Linked DNA regions of Homo sapiens: region 2 is linked to region 1. A link is an interaction called in ENCODE POLR2A ChIA-PET data of the cell type or tissue named here. Cell type or tissue: Caco-2. All regions are shown on one strand. Each heading gives the region's core, and the rest is flanking DNA. Links, peaks and the distances in the headings are about the cores only. Region 1 has its middle 5.3 kb from the start of SLC4A9. Region 2 overlaps ANKHD1-EIF4EBP3 (ANKHD1-EIF4EBP3 readthrough).

The links. ChIA-PET counts read pairs that join two places held together with the same protein. Peaks named below come from ENCODE experiments on the same cell type or tissue, not always from the same donor. Only the 100,000 strongest peaks of a DNase experiment are listed, where the experiment ranks them.
Region 2: POLR2A ChIA-PET joins it to region 1 with 5 read pairs; 2 of 35 experiments call an interaction of 5 or more read pairs at or near these places.

The regions. Positions count from the first base shown.
Region 1 is chr5:140,350,014-140,359,732 of GRCh38, reverse strand. No RefSeq gene overlaps it. Among named protein-coding and RNA genes, the nearest start is that of SLC4A9, 5.3 kb to the left of the region's middle. In Caco-2, for the core only: a CTCF peak has its summit at 1,909 (motif pointing right); a DNase peak (open chromatin) is centred at 1,892.
Region 2 is chr5:140,482,763-140,492,481 of GRCh38, reverse strand. It overlaps ANKHD1-EIF4EBP3 (ANKHD1-EIF4EBP3 readthrough), which reads right to left. Exons shown (of 36, transcript NM_020690.6): 12 at 7,234-7,361; 13 at 6,750-6,893; 14 at 5,422-5,524. It overlaps ANKHD1 (ankyrin repeat and KH domain containing 1), which reads right to left. Exons shown (of 34, transcript NM_017747.3): 12 at 7,234-7,361; 13 at 6,750-6,893; 14 at 5,422-5,524. Among named protein-coding and RNA genes, the nearest start is that of EIF4EBP3, 60 kb to the left of the region's middle. In Caco-2, for the core only: no CTCF peak of the experiment used is centred there; no DNase peak of the experiment used is centred there.

The sequences.
Region 1 (9,719 bases), core at 858-3,357:
TAAGGGAGATAGCAGGCAGAGGACCTGCCCATTAAATGGGATAATGGTGGAAGACCTAGTGTCTGAGTCTTAAATTCTTTTCTTTTCTTTTTTTTTGAGACAGGGTCTCACTCTCTCACCCAGTCTGGAGTGTAGTGGCACAGTTATAGCTCACTGCACCTTTGACCTCCTAGCTCAAGTGATCCTCCCACCTCAGCCTCCAAGGTAGTTGGGACTACAGGTGCACGCCACCATGCCCAGCTAAGTCTTTTATTTTATTTTATTTTATTTTTGAGACGGAGTCTCGCTCTGTCGCCCAGGCTGGAGTGCAGTGGTGTGATCTCAGCTCACTGCAACCTTCACCTCTTGGGTTCAAGTGATTCTCCTGCCTCAGCCTCCCAAGTAGCTGAGATTACAGACATGTGCCACCAGGCCTGGCTGATTTTTATATTTTTAGTAGAGACAGGGTTTCACCATGTTGGCCAGGCTGGTCTCAAAAACTCCTGACCTCAGGTGATCCATCCGCCTCAGCCTCCCAAAGTGCTAGGATTACAAGCGTAAGCCACTGTGCCTGGCTGCCCAGCTAACGAGTCTTAAATTCTTTTGTCCAACAACACTTAGGAATTCCCTAATTTAGCTGTGTCCCTGGGATCTGCCCTGTGAGGATGGAGGAGCCCACTAGGGGGTGTAAGTGAAGGAGTTCCTGGAGCTAAATGAGCAAAGGAAAATGTGGTCCATTATTTGCAAATCCTGTTGACTCTATCTTCAAAATATACCCATAATCCAACCACATCTCCCCACCTCCAGCACTGCTACCCTGATTCAAACAACCATCATTTCTCACCTGAATTATTTCAGTAGCTTCCTGGTCTCTTGTAATAACCCCCCTGCTTCCACTCTTCCTCCCTTGCCCAAAGTCCATCCTCCACACCATACATGTCCTTTCAAAAGGCAGTTGAGCCACATTACTCTTCGGTTCAATACTCACCCAACACACTCCCATTACTCCTAGAAGAAGAAGAAAAAAAAATCAAGCTCCTTGTCGTGGCCTGCAAGATTCACACCCTGGCCCCAACCCACCTCTCTGACGGCATCTCACACCAGCCTCCCCTCGCTCACTCCTTTCTAACCACACTGGCCTTCACCTGTTCTGCAAAACCTGTTCCTGCCTGAGGATCTTTGCAGGATCTATTTTCTCTGTAAGGAAAGCCTTTCCCCCATATCCTTACATGACAATCTGTGACCTAGGTCTCATCTCAGACGTTAGCTACTCACGGAAATCTTCCTTTTCCATCCTATCCTAAGTTTCTTTCTTTTTTTTTTTTTTTTTTTTTTTTGAGACGGAGTCTCGCTCTGTTGCCCAGGCTGGAGTGCAGTGGCATGATCTCGGCTTACTGCAAGCTCCGCCTCCCGTGTTCACGCCATTCTCCTGCCTCAGCCTCCAGAGTAGCTGGGACTACAGGCGCCCGCCACCACGTCCGGCTAATTTCTTTCTTTTTTTTTTTTTTTTTTTTGTATTGGTAGAGACGGAGTTTCACCGTGTTAGCCAGTATGGTCTCGATCTCCTGAACTCGTGATCCACCCGCCTCGGCCTTCCAAAGTGCAGGGATTACAGGCGTGAGCACCGCGCCCGGCCCATCCTACCCTAAGTTTCTCTCTTGGGTCACTCTCCATCACATTTCTCTGTTTTATTTTCTTCCTAGCAGTTACCACTACTAGTAACTGCCTCATTTATGTATTTGTTTATCATTTATTGCCTGACTGTCCACGCACGCACACGCTGAAATGCACAGTCCGTGGAGCAGGTATCTGTCTTGGCCGCGGCGCCTAGAGCGGCGCCTGGCACGTAGTGGCTCTCAATAAATACTTGTTCAATGAGAGCATACAAAGGACCGGGCTGAGAAAAGAGCCGCGCTTCTCCTGGAGGCCACACGAGGGCACTGCTCCCCTCAGACCGGATTGCTAGGGCCGCTCCCTTAGGCCCAGTGGCTGCAGACCTGCCGGGGCGCAGAGATGGAGATGCCCAGATGGCAGGGAGAGATCCTAAACCCTCAGCCTTGCCCTGGCCCACCGCGGAATGGCCCGGAGAGATGGGGGGTTGGGGAAGAACAACAGGATGGGGAAGGGAGGGCCAATCAGGCTCATCTGAATGTAGGTCAGCCACACCCCACATATTGAATACCAAGAATCCATCCCCTGAGAAAGGGCACCCAGGCCGGCCCTACCCCCAGCCTCGCGTCTGGTCCAAGGAGGTCCCAGGGCAGGAATTAGAAGAGCATGTCACTATATTTCCAGTTGGGGAGGGGTGCTGAGTCTGAGTGAGGAGGTGGTTTCAGTGCCAGGAGGAATAGAAACTGGCCTGCGGACTGAATGGGCCTTGAACCCCTGTGACCACTCCCTTCAAGAATGTGCCCCAACCTTACGGACAAGTGACTCAAAGGAGCCTGAGGGGGATGGGAGCAAGGATTTGGCGTGAGTACCTCCCCCACATGCACATACATACATGTTCCCTTCCCACCCAACTCCTGCCAAAGTTCAGAGTGTCTATCCTTGCCCTTTCTGTGGCCCCAACTACCCTGGCTCACAGTGCTGCCTGGAATAGGGGGCCACCATGCCTCCACCCTCCCCAGGTCTCACTTCCACCTCTGGGCCTGAGTGCCCTGGGCTGGGTAGGCTGGTGAGGGTTGGCCTGTGGGCACCAGTGGTCTCCCAGACAAGGCCCAGGGAAGATGTGCTGTGTGGGTGAGCAGCCCTGTGTGTGGGCGCTGGAAAAAACCCTGACCTAGGAGTTCAAAGACTGGGTTCTCATCCTGGCTTAGTCACAGACTTATTGGATGTCTTTGAGTAAGACCCTTCCCTTCTCCAAGGCTCCATTTTCTTACATGTAAGTGGAGACAGTTGGGGTAGATTATTTCCAAGGTTCAAATCATACTTTCATGCAGTACACTGGACCTTAAGTGAGAGGAAGTGGCCTCAGGAATAGGATGCTTGGCTTGCTCACTTTCGGCAAGTGGAGAAGAGGTTTATCTTTGCTGAATCTAAATTTTCCTTCTTTCTTTCTTCCTTTCTTTTTTTGACACAGGGTCTTACTCTGCCATCCAGGCTGGAGTGCAGTAGCAATCATAGCTCACTGCAACCTCAAACTCCTGGGCTCAAGTGACCCTCCTGCCTCAGCCTCCTAAGTAGCTGGGACTACAGGCACGTGCCACCAAGTCTGGCTAACTTTTAAATATTTTGTAGAGAGGGGCTCATATGTTGCCCAGGCTGGTCTCGAACTCCTGGGTGCAAGCCAATGGCTTCCCATAGTGCTAGGATTACAGGCATGAGCCTCCACACCCAGCCCCTTACAAGGTTTTTAACACTTTAAAAAAACAAAACAAAAAAATCTTATTGGCTGGGCACGGTGGCTCACACCTGTAATCCCAGCACTTCGGGAGGCTGATGCGGATGGATCACTTGAGCTCAGGAGGTCGAGACCACCCTGAGCAACATGGCAAAACCCCATCTCTACAAAAAATACAGAAAACTAGCAGGGCATGGTGGCACACGCATGTGCTGCTAGCTACTCAGGAGGTTGTGGTGGGAGGATCGCTTGAGCCCGAGAGAGGTTGCGGCTGCAGTGAGCCCAGATCGTGCCACTGTACTCCAGTCTGGGCAACAGAGCGAGACCCTGTCTCAAAACAAAACAAAACAAAAACAAACTTATTGTTTCACTCATTAAAAAATAAATATATAAATAAACATAAATTAAAATATTTATTAATGTGAGTCTAATTATAGATTCACAAGAAATTGCAAATCTCCAGCTTTCATCCAGCTTCGTCTGGTGGTAACTTCTTTCATGACAGTAGTACAATATCAAAACCAGAAAAATGACATAGGTACTATATTGTTAAATAGACTGCAGGCCTTAATCAGATTTCACCAATTTCCATATGCACTCATGTGTGTATGTGTGTAGCTTTATGCAATTTTATCACATTTATAGGTTTACTTACAACGAGCTGGGCAAATTGTGCAATTTCCTTAAGCCCAATTTATAAAACTAGGGTGTAAATACTAACTTCCTCAGAGGAGTGTTGTGAGAATTAGAGATAACGTGTATAAAGTGTGTAGAGGCCGGGCACGGTGGTTCACGCCTGTAATCCCAGCACTTTGGGAGGCAGAAGCGGTGGATCACCTGAGGTCAGGAGTTTGAGACCAGCCTAGCCAACATGGTGAAACCCCGTCTCTACTAAAAATACAAAAACTAGCTGGGCCTAGTGGCACATGCCTGTAGTCTCAGCTAGGCAGGAGAATCACTTGAACCCGAGAGGTGGAGGTTGCAGTGAGCCGAGATCATGTCACTGCACTCCAGCCTAGGCAACAAGAGTGAGACTCAAAAACAAAACAAAACAAACAAACAAACAAAAAAAGTGCTTAGAGCAATGCCTAAAATATAGTAAGCACTCAATACATTTAAGTTTTCTTTTCTTTTTTTTTTTTTTTTTTTTTTGGAGACTGGGTCTTGCTTTGTTGCCCAGGCTAGGGTACAGTGGTGCAAACATAGCTCACTGCAGTCTCTACCACTTGGGCTCAAGAGCTCTTTCCACCTCAGCATCCCAAAGTGCTAGGATTACAAGTGTGAGCCACCACACCCAGTGGCTTTCTTAAGAAGAAGCATGTTTTGAAAAGTGACTTAAAATACACAAATATTTCATGTTTGTTACAGAAGAAAAAAACAGAAAATGCCCATAGGAGAAAAATGCTTACAAAACATAAATTTTTTCATCATACCCTTACCCAAAAATGACCACTGTTAATAATTTTACTCACACCCAAAATTTGAAGTAGACTTCATTATCCCCATTTTACTAGTAAGAACACTGAGCCTCAGAAACATTAAGCAGTTTGCCATGGTCCCTGAGCCTGTGAGCCAGGAGCCGAGGTTTAATGCACACTCTTGCCTGGAGGAGCTCACCGCTGGGGGAAGCAAACAAGAGCATGAGAATTACCAATCCAAGGTAGACTAGGATGCCCAGCTGCTGCCAGGTACTGAGCACTTGCTGTGTTCTAGGTGCTGCCTTGGCACTGCACAGATTATCTCAGTGAGATAATCCTAATAGTGAAGCCCTCTGAGGTAGGTATCATTCCTACTTCTGAATGAGGAAACAGGCTCAGAGAGGTACCCTGCCCAAAGCAGAGCTAGGAGCGAGTACACCCAGGGTTCAAAACGGCATCAGTCTGATGCCTCAGCCTGAGCTTCAGAGCCTCTGCTCTGAGGGATGCAGACAGCGTGCTACAGGAGTGTGTGTTGTGTGGAAGGAGTCTCTCCACTTGTAGCTTTGGACTTCTGTGACCCCAGAGCTAGGGTGCCCTTCCTTGACCCACTCTTAACCCAGGCCACCAAGATCCAACCAAGACTTGGAGTGGGCTCTGATAGCTGGAATCTGCTTCGACTCCTCACAGTGCCCACACTCCTTCACAAAGGTGAAGACCGTTGAGGGGAAAGAGGATGAGGTGTCAGAGACATCTAGTCTGCAGGATGAGACCACCTGAGCCCACCATCAACTGCTCTGACTCAGGCTTTCCAGGCCCCTCCAACCTAGACTTCCCGACTCAGAAAGTACTAGGAAGGAGACTGCAGGTGCATGATATTTGAGTTTCACCTTCATTATTTATGCTCCTCCTACTTCCAGAAAAGATTTAAAGGCGGCTTACAATAAAAGACATAGATAACAAGTAAATATTTAAAGAATGGGCTGAGTGAGGTGGCTCATGCCTATAATTCCAGCACTTTGTGGGGCCAAGGCAGGAGAATCACTTGTGGCCAGGAGTTTGAGACCAGCCTGGGCAACATAGCCGGACCCCGCCTCTACCGAAAAAAAAAATTTTTTTTTAATTAGGCATGGTGGCATGTGCCTGTAGTCCCCAGCTACTCAGGAGGCTGAGGCAAGAGAGTTGCTTGAGCCCAGGAGTTCAAGGCTGCAATGAACTGTCATCACACCACTGTACTCCAGCCTAGGCAATGGAGTGAAACCCCAACTCTGAAATAAAATGAAAATAAAGAATGACTAGAGAGCCCCATAATTAAATCAAATTGGAAGGGAAAGAAATTGTCTGACTGGGCGTGGTGGCTCACACCTGTAATCCCAGCACTTTGGGAGGCCAAGGAAGGAGGATCACTTGAGTTCAGGAGTTGGAGACCAGCCCAGACAACATAGTGATATGTCATCTCTACTAAAAATAAAAAAAAAATTAACTGGGCATGGTGGTGCACCTGTAGTCCCAGCTACTTGGGAAGCTGAGGTGGGATGATCACTTGAGCCTGGGAGGTCAAGGCTGCAGTAGGCTGTGGTCGCACCACTGCGCCCCAGCCTGGGTGACAGAGCAAGATCCTGTCTAAAAAATAAATTATCCTCAAAATGCTGGGCTAAGGATAACGACTGCAACTGAGTCTCAAAACTTAACTGTGAGCTTCCTGGCAGTTGAGGCAAAAAAAGAACATATGAGTTCCACACCTGTTATTATCTAATAATAAAAGGAAGTACCTATACCAGATAGCCATGATAGTCAAGACTACATTACCAGAGGAATTTATTACATGGGACCTTATATGGAATAGTATCTGGAAGAGCACTTTTACAAAGGATATATAGAAAAGCTTTTTTTGTTGTTGTTCTTTTAGACACAGTCTTGCTCTGTAGCCCAGGCTGGAAGTACAGTGACACGATCATGGCTCACAGCAGCCTCAACTTCCATCTCCTGAGCTTAAGCAATCCTCCTACCTCAGCGTAGTTGGGACTACAGGTGCATGCCACCATGCCCAGCTAATTTTTGTCTTTTTTGTAGAGGGAGGGTCCCACTATGTTGCCTAGGCTGGTCTTGAACTCCTGAGTTCAAGTGATCCTCCCACCTCGGCCTCCCAAAGTATTGAGATTATAGACATGAGCCACCACACCCAGCCATAGAAAGGCTTTTCATGTGAGTATCTCTTGTGTCCGTGGTTCTCAATCCTTTCAGAATCAATATTTCATTTTTTTATGACAAATAATGTTAACACCCCTTTACTATCCTGAAATGAAGTTTAAAGATAATATCCTATCTGTACATTTACTCTAAAGAAATTAATACTGGCTGGGTGTGGTGGCTCACACCTTTAATCCCAACAATTTGGGAGGCCAAGGCAGAAGGATTGCTTGAGCCCAGGAGTTTCAGACCAGCCTAGGCAAAATAGTGAGACCCTATCTCTACAAAAAATTAAAAATTAGCTGAGTGTGGTGGTGCATGCCTATAGTCCTAGCTACTTAGGAGGCTGGGGCAGGAGGATCGCTTGAACCCAGGAGATTGAGGCTGCAGTGAGCCATGATGGTGCTACTGCATCCCAGCCTGGGCAACAGAGCAAGACCCTCTCTCTACAAAATAATTTAAAAAACCGTAATTAATATAAAAGATAAAATGATTTTTAAAATAACATTATTTCAATTGGCAAATGCCTGCTAACAACTACTCAGAAATCTCAATGAAGTAGCCCATTGATTACAATCACACAGATTTACCTTGAATGTCACAGCTATAAATACTGCCTGATAACAGGTGCATTGTATTGGTAGCTCAGATATCACCAAAATGAACAACTCACACTAATTTCATTCCTGGAAGTCATTGCAAAAACTCTTGTTATATTTTTGTGTAAATTAGAGATGATTCTAGGCTCAAGTTATTACAACCAAGCTTTTTACCGATATGTGTTTGGTAGGACACTCAAAAGCAGTCAGGTAATTTCCTGACCCCTTTTTCTCCCAAATGCCTGAGGACTCCCCAGTCAGTGACAACTAAATTCCTGAAATGTCCCCTAGGGGGCAGTATCTCTTTCTTTGCGAACCATTGTCTTAGACCAACCCTTAGTTAAAAAAACGAGCAAATGGATAATGTGAAATTGTTAAATTGCAGACCTGCAACTGCATTTCTAAGAGTAACCGAACTTGTACATTCCTGGTACAGAATGTGATGTGACCACATTCCAAGGTTAAGCACCAGAAAAGTTAACAGGAGCTCTGACGTATTTATATAGGGCTTTTCATTTTGCCAAGCACTTCAGAGATGCTATCTCCTTCAGTTGTCACAAGAACCTCCTAAGTAGATTGTTATTCTCCCCACTTATAGACGAAGAAGCTGAGACACAGAGAGAAAGGTTATCACATCCTGTAAATCAGGCACTGTCAATTGTTATAGAATTGTCTCCCCAAGTCTTTTTTTTTTTTTTTTTTTTGAGACGGAGTCTTGCTTTGTCGCCCAGTCTAGAGTGCAGTGGTGCCATCACAGCTCACCGCAACCTGCACCTCCCAGGCTCAAGTGATTCTCCTGCCTCAGCCTCCTGAGTAGCTGGGATAACAGGTGCCTGCCACAACGCTCGGCTAATTTTTGTACTAATAAATAGAGACAGGGTTTTGCCATGTTGGCCAGGCTGGTCTCGAACTCCTGACCTCAGGTGATTTGCCCACCTCAGCCTCCCAAAGGGCTGGGATTACAGGCATGAGCCACCGCGCCCAGCCTCCTCAAGTCTTTTGACAGCAACATGACAGCAAATAATTCATGATGGACATACTGGCCGGTGCCTGAATGCAGGGTAATTGTTTCAAGTTCTCATTTTTCACTTGAGGAATCTGAGGCTTGAAGAGAGAGATGGGTGTGTAATGAGGGAGGAATCACTTTCTCTCTGTGCTGGCCAACACAGAGGGGATGGCTGTAGGGGCAAAGTCCTTGGTCTGGAGATGTTAATCATTCAAAGTCACAAAAATGGGACCAGAAATAGAGAAGGATGGTTTGGGATCCAGCACATTATAAATATTCCTTCCTCAACATCTTCTGGAGATGACAGGGATTCCTGAAACCCCCTCACCTCCAAAAGCCTCCCCCTATCTCATCCATTCCTATCCTTCATCCTATTCAAATAGATCCTAGCCCCAAACAATCAGACAGCAGAGCCTGTTCATCCCTGAATATGCATGAAGCACGCTACTTCCAGGTGCCCAGCCAGCATAAGAAGGTACACGGGGGCTCCAAAGGGCAGGCCTGAATTCTAATCTAATCCAGCTGTATGCCCAAACTGTTTGATTAACTGTCTCAGATGGGGTGAGAGAAGCCAGCCTGGGCCAAGAAGCAATGACCCCTCATCCTGACATTCCAAGTTTGGGTAACTCTGGGCTCATGGTCAGACCTACCCTTAATGGAGGTGCCCTTCTTTACCCCTCTCCCCAACGCAGCAGAGTTCAAGGGCTGTGCAGGATTCACTTCTGGTCAGAGGGGAATGAGAAGGCAGCTGAATCCTCTCCCCCAGGGGGCACAGCTTCCCTCTGACCTCTGAGCCTGAGTTGCTTTTTTGGGTTGAGGTTTCCAAAACTCTGGGTGGCCTTGCAGATCTAGCATCTCTTTGATAAGCATGGCCATCTCCCAGAAAGGAACACTTCATCTCTGAGGATGGCTAGCTCATGATAAACCAACATTTTATTCAAGTTCCCACTTAAAAAGAAAAAGGAAAGAAAGCAAGAAAAAAATTTGGTCATAATAACCGCTGTCATTGAGTAAGTACCTACTATGTGCCAGGCATCATATTCCGCTTTATACACATGATCTGACTGAATCATCACAAAAGCCCTATAATAATAACTACTATTATTGTCCCCACTTTTCAGGTGAGCAAACTGTAGGTAAGAGAAATTGAATAACATGTTCAAAGTTAGAAAGAAAAAAAAACCAAC
Region 2 (9,719 bases), core at 4,194-6,693, 130 kb before region 1:
GTGGTCATAGTTAAAAATGAAAGCCACTAACCTAGAATTGACTTATTTTTCCTTTATGTCTAAATATTCCTCTCAAAATTTCCCAAACTAACAGGACACATTATACATTTTAACATAGCAATCACTTAACCAAGGGTGTCCAAAGAAACATCTGTGTTACATGTTAACAGATTAATTCAATCTTCTTCTTATTACTATAAGCAGTTATATGTTAAAAGATATTATCAAATTTGGGCATGTGTAAATCCATATAAGAATGATTATATAATGGAAAGTGACTAAAGAATATTATCAGTAAAGTTTCCAGAGGAATACTGAATACCATTCACTGTATATACAATTTTTCTATATAATTTTAATGATTTGATATAAAAATGTGAGAACTTTTCATGTCACTTACTCCAAAAAGCAACTCTAACATATAAAAGCAGCATGCCAATTTAATTCTTACTTTACATTTACGCTTCTGTTTTCAATCTCGTTTCCACCATTCTAGAATGCTACTTCTTGATTACTTTTTTAAAACATCTCTTTAATCACAATGTCTTTCTTAAAAATGCTTAAGAATTTTCTTCTGCCTTCAAAATAATCTATATTCTTAGCCTTGCACTCATTAATTTATTCAATAAGTACTTAAACATCTAATACAAGCAAGGCATAGTAGACCATATAAAGATAAGCAACATAAACCCTGCCCTTAAGGAGCTTACAGTCTAAGTGGGGAGATGATGTTCCAAAGAAATTCTTATATAGATCCATAAAGGGACTATACAAATATTTTCATCAAAGCATTGTTAGTGGGGGTGAGAAAATAGAGGCAATCAGGATATTCGTCACTGGGAGAAAGGACAGGTAAAACATGGAGGATATACAGGGTGTGAAGCACTATGCTATAGGTAGAAACAATCTAGAGATAGGTGGATAAATCTTAAAAACAGTACTGAGTAAACAAAGGGAAAAAACAAAATGAAATCTGTAGCACAATACTATTTATGTAAATTAAAAATACAAGGTAATCGCCGGGTGTGCTGACTCACACCTGTAATCCTAGCACTTTGGGAGGCCAAGTCGGGCAGATCTCTTGAGCTCAGGACTTCAAGACCAGCCTGGGCAACATGGCAAAACCCTGTCTCTACCAAAATACAAAAAATTAGCCAAGTGTAGTGGCAGGGCACCTGTAGTCCCAGCTACCTGCAGGGCTGAGGCAGGAGGATTGCTTGAACCTCGGAGGTTGGGGCTGCAGTGAGCTGAGACTGCGCCACTGTACTCCAGCCTGGGTGACAAAGTGAGACCCTGTCTCAAAAAAAAAAAAAAAAAAAAATATATATATATATATATATATGTGTATATATATATATATATGTGTGTGTGTGTATATATATATATATACACACACACACATATATACATACATATAAAAAATAAATATTTTATAAGAATTTATAAGAACAAAAGAATATACACATCAAATATTGAAATGATTATCTATGGGGGAAGCAGGGGAATGGAAAGAGAAATAAAAGGGAATAAATGAAACAAGAGAGAAGTTATGGTGATAAAGCACCAGAAATTGAGTATGATTAACTCAACCCTCTACACTTGAGGTCCCAAGGGGAGGGGAGCAAGCAAAAGTGACAAGAACTGGAAGGAAGATCCAATGAAGTACTCTAGAATTTCAGAGAAAAGGAAATTACTCCTCAGGAGGGCTTGAGGTATACACAAAAGATGTGTTTTGTTTATCCTGACATAATTTTAAATGCTTTGCAGCAGATTAATTCTAAGTTACACAACTTGCAAAAGATCAAAATGAATCTTTCTGTAGAACCAGTTATAACAAGGCAACGGATTTACATTACTTATGTATCCTTTCCCATCTGAATATTTGTAACTGCAGGTAATAAAGTTAAATAATGCTAGAAAACTGAGCATGTCACTCTGAGTTTCATATTTTATGGACGTGATTCTGAGGCCTCTGTTAGATGCCACCTAGAATCCTGAATCCTTGAAAACCAACAGACAAGTGAGATCAAGTTGCCTAAATCGGGAGGTTATGAATCAAGATGGACGGAGCCTGTACAAATGGTACACATGGGGCATGAAAGAAAAGAATATCTGAGTAGAACATATATCAAACACCTGGGTAAGATTTATGGGCATTAATACATTTTTAAAAGGATGAGGATATGAATAATAAAAAGATTTACTAAAAACAGACAGGAGTAAAATGTTATAAGAACCTGAAAAGATGATCGCTGGAAGAGGAAAAGAGAGTCCTAGGGAATAAGAACCCTTTGTCCATCCCTAATCACATACACGACACAGAATATATGGACTTAGAAGAAACAAAAACAAAAAGGTCAAACAGCAATTTCATCACTCAAGGGAGCTTTTCCAGAGACATAAAAGAGAAGCTTTAAGAAGAAAAAGGAGCTTTAAGTATAAAAAAAAAGTTAAGTCTTTATTTAAGATAGGTTTTCCTATCCTGGTAATTCAGTGTGTTCTTTTCCATAATTAAATGATTTTTCCTAATTCATAGCAACATAATATTCTATGATATGCATGATTTATACTAACATGACATTTTAACACAATGCACTATCGCAGTTTGATCCTACATAAGTAACTGTTAGATTGCCAATGCCATTTGGTTGATAGCAGTAGCAAGTGCCCAAGTGATCTAAATACAAATGTTAATTAGGGATAACCCTAATAATCTAGTAAAATGATTCCTTAGAAAGGTAGTCCATGTTTATACTATTTAGTAAGTAATAAAACATCAAAATGCAGAAAATAACTAAATAATCCAAGATATTTCAGTAAGCAAAAATATGGTTACTCACTAGAGTATAAACTTAAAAAATCACTACCTAAACATCTCAGAGTATTTACATATTAAACCTAAATTTAAAATGTTTTTATTTCCTCTTGGCATACACTCTATCTAGCTTATTTCTTGATTGTTTTGTGGATCTGTGTTATTTATTTATTTATTTATTTATATTTTGAGGCTGTCGCCCAGGCTGGAGTGCAGTGGTACAATCATAGCTCACTGCTGCCTGGAGCTCCTGGGTGCAAGTGATCTTTCTGCCTCAGCTTCCTGAGTAGCTGGGACTACAGGCACAGGCAACCATGACTGGCTAATTTTTAAATTTTTTTAAATAGAGACAAGTTCTCCTATGCTGGGCAGGCTGATCGATCATTCTGCCTCGGCCTCCCAAAGCACTGGGATTACAGGTATGAGCCACAGCACATAGCCTAATTTTTTTTCTTTTTCTGGTTTTTTTTTTTTTTGGAGACAAGGTCTCGCTCTGTGGCCCACACTGGGGTGCAATGGCACACTCATGACTCACTGCAGCCTTGGTCTCCCAGGCTGAAGTGATCCTCCCACTACAGTCTCCCTAGCAGCAGGGACTACAGGCTTGTGCCACCACTCCTGGCTAACTTTTGTATTTTTTTGTTAGACAGGGTTTCGCCATGTTGCCCAGGCTGGTCTCGAACTCCTGGGCTCAAGCAATTTGCCCACCTGGCCTGCCAAAGTGCGGGGATTATAGGTGTGAGCCCCTGTGCCTGGCACTAATTTTTTTCTGAGAGTCTCACTCCATCACCCTGGCTGGAGTGCAGTGGCAAGATCTCGGCTTATTGCAACCTCTGCCTCCCGGGTTCAAGTGATTCTCATGCCTCAGCTTCCCTAGTAGCTGGAATTACAGGTGTGCACTACCACACCCGGCTAATTTTTGTATTTTTAGTAGAGATGGGATTTCACCATGTCGGCCAGGCTCGTCTCAAACTCCTGTACTCAAGTGATTGACTTGCTTAAGCCTCCCAAAGTGTTGGGATTACAAGCGTGAGCCACCACACGTGGCCTATATTTTTTTTTATGATTTTTTTTTTTTTTGAGACAGAGTTTTGCTCTTGTCGCCCAGGCTGGAATGCAATGGCCTCAACTCAGCTCACTGCAACCTCCACCTCCTGGCTTCAAGCGATTCTCCTGCCTCAGCCTCCCAACTAGCTAGAATTACAGGCACCCACCAACACACCTGGCTAATTTTTTGTATTTTTCGTAGAGATGGGGTTTCATCATGTTGGCCAGGCTGGTCTTGAACTCCTGACCTCAGATGATTCACCAGCCTCAGCCTTTCAAAGTGCTGGGATTACAGGCGTGAGCCACCATGCCCGGCCAATGATTCTTATTTAGTATTGAGTTTCCAAAGCCAAAGTTACTACAGTCCTCTATAAGGTTTAGCCAAATAAACTCCCCCCCAAAGAAAACAATAAAAACAGAGGCATTTAGCTTTAAATATTTTACTAAAGGTTAAATATCAGCTGATTATGATACTTACAGATGCATGTTTAATTTGCTTTTTAATTGTTAAGATTAAAAACAGCAGGAAAATTTTGAATAGCTAGGTGTTCCATGAAAAACTGCTAGAATTAGCTTAAATCAGAGAGACTACAGATATTTCATCTCTGAAATTAATAGTTTAGCCCTGGTAAAGGCCCCCAATACTTTAAATTACTAAAATTGGCATAATTTGAAAGAAATTTCTGTTTGCTGCTATAACAGTCAACCCACACCAACTTTTCTTAAATCAGTGTTACAGATATTTATATACACTTACATACCTCATTGTGATTTCAATATCTAGGACTTGATTATCATACACTAAATGAACGATGTTCATAAGTTTGTTTTTACATAGTTTTAAACATCCTACATATTAACTATTTTCTTTATTTCAGAAAACTCAGATATTACAACTATACATAATTATGAAGTGAAGGTACATTTATACATGAAGGTACATTTCATTTACAAATATAAAGACAGCAGAAACATATCAGAGCTCATAAACTTGAGTTTTTTAAGTAGTATACTCTCCTTCTTAATAGTCATTTGGATATTACTTGTACACATTTTATTTTGATAGTTATTTGTCCAGGTTCACATAGTGACAGATGATAATCTACTATATTCAGCATTGCATAAATGCAACTGAATGTAATTCTTAAACTTCTCACTCATTAACTGAATCAATGTTACAAAGACTTAACTAGATAGCAAATATGCATTTTTACTCTTCATTTACTATTGGTTAGCTAAAGAATTATCAAATGAAAAATGAATGTCTGATAAACTGTGGTTACTTAAATATAATCAAGAACTTGGCTTGTTTCTTAAGTGTTTTCATCTGTGCCAGATGAAAGCTACAACTATCAGTATGTTAACAGGAAAATAATAAAAAGTCATTTTTCCTAACACGTCTTTTTGGTTTTAGATAGTAAGACTATTTGCATTTGTCAGAATTATCTACCTCAATTAGCCATGGGTACACAGTAACTCTGTATCATTAAAGTACATTTCTGGATTTATCAATTAGGTGAAAAAATACCCATTTTAAGAAAAATAATTCAATAACTAACCTTTTTGCACTCCTAAAAGGGCAGGAGAGTTCTCCTGTGAAGTTCTGTCAGGTTCCTGGGGAGGTACAACCATGGCAAGTGTATGCGTTGGCACACGTGGCACCTAAAAAGTCAACTCAGAAAAAAATCATCTCAGACCAAAGAATAAGACAAAGGCCCATAAATGAAACAGATATCCTGTTTTAGGTTATCTTCATATACCACCAAATGCACTTTTGTTTCCTGAAGCTTTTTTTAAAAAAAGCTTTCACCAAGCAATAATTTTTGAGACTAATGATTAGACAGTCGGGGAATCTACAAATAGTCAATGATTTTAAGCTAAATGGAAATAACATTACTCCCTTGCTGAATAGAACGCCTTGCTGGTTCCAATTGTAGCTAGGGGTACAAGTCACATATTCACTATCCACTAGCCAATTTACCCTTGTTCAAATTCTACATGGATCAAAAGAAAACAAAAATGTAATATATTTCTTCAATTGGGGTATGCTAGCAGTTTTCAGAATGACTTTGTAGAAAAGAATTTAGATTTCACCAACTTAATATACTAGTAAAAGCTCCATAATTTAAGGTGGGTTTAAAAGTTACTTTAATGAACTTCTAGCGCTTATGTTACCTATACTTTCATGGTTGACAAAAGTCACTATCTCTAGGATAATTAATACTACCTTGGGAGGTATTAAGAAAATGCTTTCTCGGCCGGGCATGTGGCTCACGCCTGTAATTCCAGCACTTTGGGAGGCCGAGGCAGGTAGATCGCCTGAGCTCAGGAGTTTGAGACCACCCTGGGCAACATGGTGAAACTCCATCTCCACTAAAATACAAAAAATTAGCTGGGCGTGGTGGCGCACACCTATAGTCCCAGCTACTTGGGAGACTAAGGCAAGAGAATCGCTTGAGCCTGGGAGGCGGAGGTTGCGGTGAGCTGAGATTGTGCCACTGCACTCCAGCCTGGGCAACAGAGCAAGACTCCATCTCAAAAAAAAAAACAAAAGAAAAAAGAAAAAGCTTTCTCTTGATTCTCTTGTTAAAAAACAAATAAAAAACCCTGAAAAACCTAGTTGTAATAAGATAACAACTTAGAATACTTACGTTTATATTTGATATTAAGTGGTTTTTAAAAACCACTATTCTCAATAAATAAGGCAATAACAAATTTCAGTGTACCTTTAAAGAAAATAAATCCTAAAGAATTTAGAGTCATGATTTTCTCAATATGTAACAGAGAATAAAAACAAGTCCATTTTGCTTAAAACTGATTTTAAACAAAAACTTCTAATCATGTTGAAGAATATTTATATTAACAAACAAGCTCCATTTTACTTTACCTGAGACTGATCTTGAGAAGGTGGAGGGAGCTGAGACACATCTGTGGTGGGAACTGACAGAACATTATTTGGATAATCCAACAGATAAGAAACTACATTAGTATGGCCACCCTTTGCAGCTTCAATGAGCATTGTTGAACCATCCTGAAAAAGAATTGCCATGATAATTAATTCTTTATAGTTTCTTAGCAGCTCATATAAAATCAAAACTCATTTAAACAGTATTAAATACTAAGCACTAAGATAGATCAAACATATTTTTATAACTATACACATATTATTTATATATATATACACATACATACGTGTGTGTGTGTGTGTGTGTGTGTGTGTGTTTTAATAGAGATGGGGTCTCCTTATGTTGCCTAGACTAGTCTCAAACTCCTGGGCTCAAGTGATCCACCCGCCTCAGCTTTCTAAAGTGCTGGGATCATAGACATGAGCCACCGCACACAGCCTGTTTACTTATTTTTAAGTAGACTACCTTGAGTCGATGAGTAGGGTCAGCCCCATGAGCCAAGAGAAGCTCAACAACTGCCAGGTGGCCTCCTGCACATGCCAGCGACACTACTGTATGATCATTATTGGCTGTAGCCCTGTTAACATTGGCACCTTTGAAGAAAAATAAATCGCAATCTTAGCAAAGGTTGACATCAAGCTAGTTCATAGTCAATATCATTTAAAAATTTTTTGTGAAGTATAATGTAGATACAAAAAAATATACAAATCATTAAGTGTATAGTTTGAATTTTTTTCACAAAATGAACACACACCTGTGTAACCAGCACCCAGAGGAAGAAACAGAACATTATCCACATACCAAAAGCCCCATCTTGTGCTCCCTTTCAGTCACTACCCAGCCTCCCAATGGTAACCACTACCCTGACTTCCAAACTGGTTTTAGTTTTTGAACTTTATATGAACGGAATCATACAATGTACTCTTTTGCGTCTGGCTTCTTTCACTCAATATTATATTTGTGAGATTCATCCACAATGTTGCATGAAGCTGTAGTTCGTTCATTCAATATCACTTTTAAAATGGAAAATCTAGAAGACTAAGATTAATAAATATATACAGGTTAATGTAAGCATCAAATAACACCACTGTATATAACTCAAAATGTTTCAAAGACATTTTTGATCTACTAGAAAGTGGCAATATAGCCAGGTCTCAAAGTAAAGAAAACAGATTTTTTTAAGCAATGTTTAAGAGATATATAATTCTTCATATTGTGTATTTTAAGAGTCAGGGGACCTAGATATGGAGAGAAGACAGAATATTATCCAGATATGTTATCTGAAAGGCAAGTTGTTCAATAGCTGTGTATAACATGACCTGAAAAATGTCTAAATGCAAAGTCTTTTCTTAGTTTCTTTTTTGATAAATTATTTTTGACCCCTGGAAAAAATAACTTTAGTTCAGCTACCTTTAACAATTCCAAAAGATCTCAACTAGAAAGTTAAGACTATAGAAATATTCATTCTTCCTTCTTAATTCTACCTATCTTATTTAAGAGAAAAATAAGTCAGTGGGTAAAACCACTACTATTAGTTTGTCTAATTTTCAGAAAATATCCAGCTGAATCTAATCCTAACTTGCATAAAAGTACCTTTTGGGAAAGGTAAAACGCAGCAATAAACATCCTGAGATTAGCAACATGAAATTATTTTAGATGACAGGATTATTTGACATAGAAAGGATATAATCAATGTGTTCCTATTCCTGATAAGCCTGATTATATTCTTAGCAGGTTGTTGTTGGGTATGATTAGGTATTCTCTTTAGTAAAGAAACATAAGAGAACTCCAGAGTTTATCCATCTATTTATTTCTGTGTGGTTGAGGTAAACAGCTTTTACAGACTATATTATGTAAAGATATGCCTTACTTGGCAGCAAAAATGCAATATGAAGAAAATAAACCTAGTTTTATCCAATTCAGAGGAAAACAAGTACATTTAAAAGGATAAAATCTGGCCAGGTGCAGTGGCTCATGCCTGTAATCCCAGCACTTTGGGAGGCCGAGGCGGGCAGATCACCTGAGGTCAGGAGTTTGAGACCAGCCTGGCAAACCATGGTAAAACCCTGTCTCTACTAAAAATACAAAATTAGCCGTGCATGGTGGTGCATGCCTGTAATCCCAGCTAGTCGGGAGGCTGAGGCAAGAGAATCACTTGAACCCGGGAGGCGGAGGTTGCAGTAAGCCAAGTTGGCGCCATTGCACTCCAGCCTAGGTAAAAAGAGTGAAACTCCTTCTCAAAAAAAAAAAAAAAAAAAAAAGATAAAATCTTACCCTGCATTTTTAATGTCACTAAATGTCAGAAATCTATTAAAATATAAATATAGTTTTTATCTTAATAACATAACACAACCTGAGAGAATCTTCCTTGTATTTTGACCATCCTATCCTAGGATGTTTCATTATATGCCACAGTATTTCTGACACTATACAAAGAGTTAGGCTGAACCAAATGAAACTGCTGACATTACCATTTTTGATTCATAACATGACAATTATATACGGTTAAACCTAACATTGGTTCTACAGCATTTTATTTTACTGCAGTAAACAGTCTTAAGCTAATTCTTCATTCACCAGTTGAAATTTCTTGCCTAAATATAATTCTAATAATAGAATTTCTAAAGACATATAAAAATTATAAATAAGACCCTTACAAACTCAGTTAATTCAACTGTACCACAAACAAGTACCACAGTAGCAGACTTACTCTCTGTCCTCCACCCACATCTCCAGCAGAATAGACTCATCATTAGCTGTTGCATATCCACCTAATCATAGTGGGACATTTTACATTTGGCTTTTCTAAGTTGGGAGCAACCACATGTTGCTTTGTTGATGAAAACTTAAAATTCAAAACTAATAAAGAAAATTCCCAGTAAACAACTCACAAACTCTATGCTTACTAAATAAAATATAATAACAAAAGGCAAGAATACAATACTTTACTG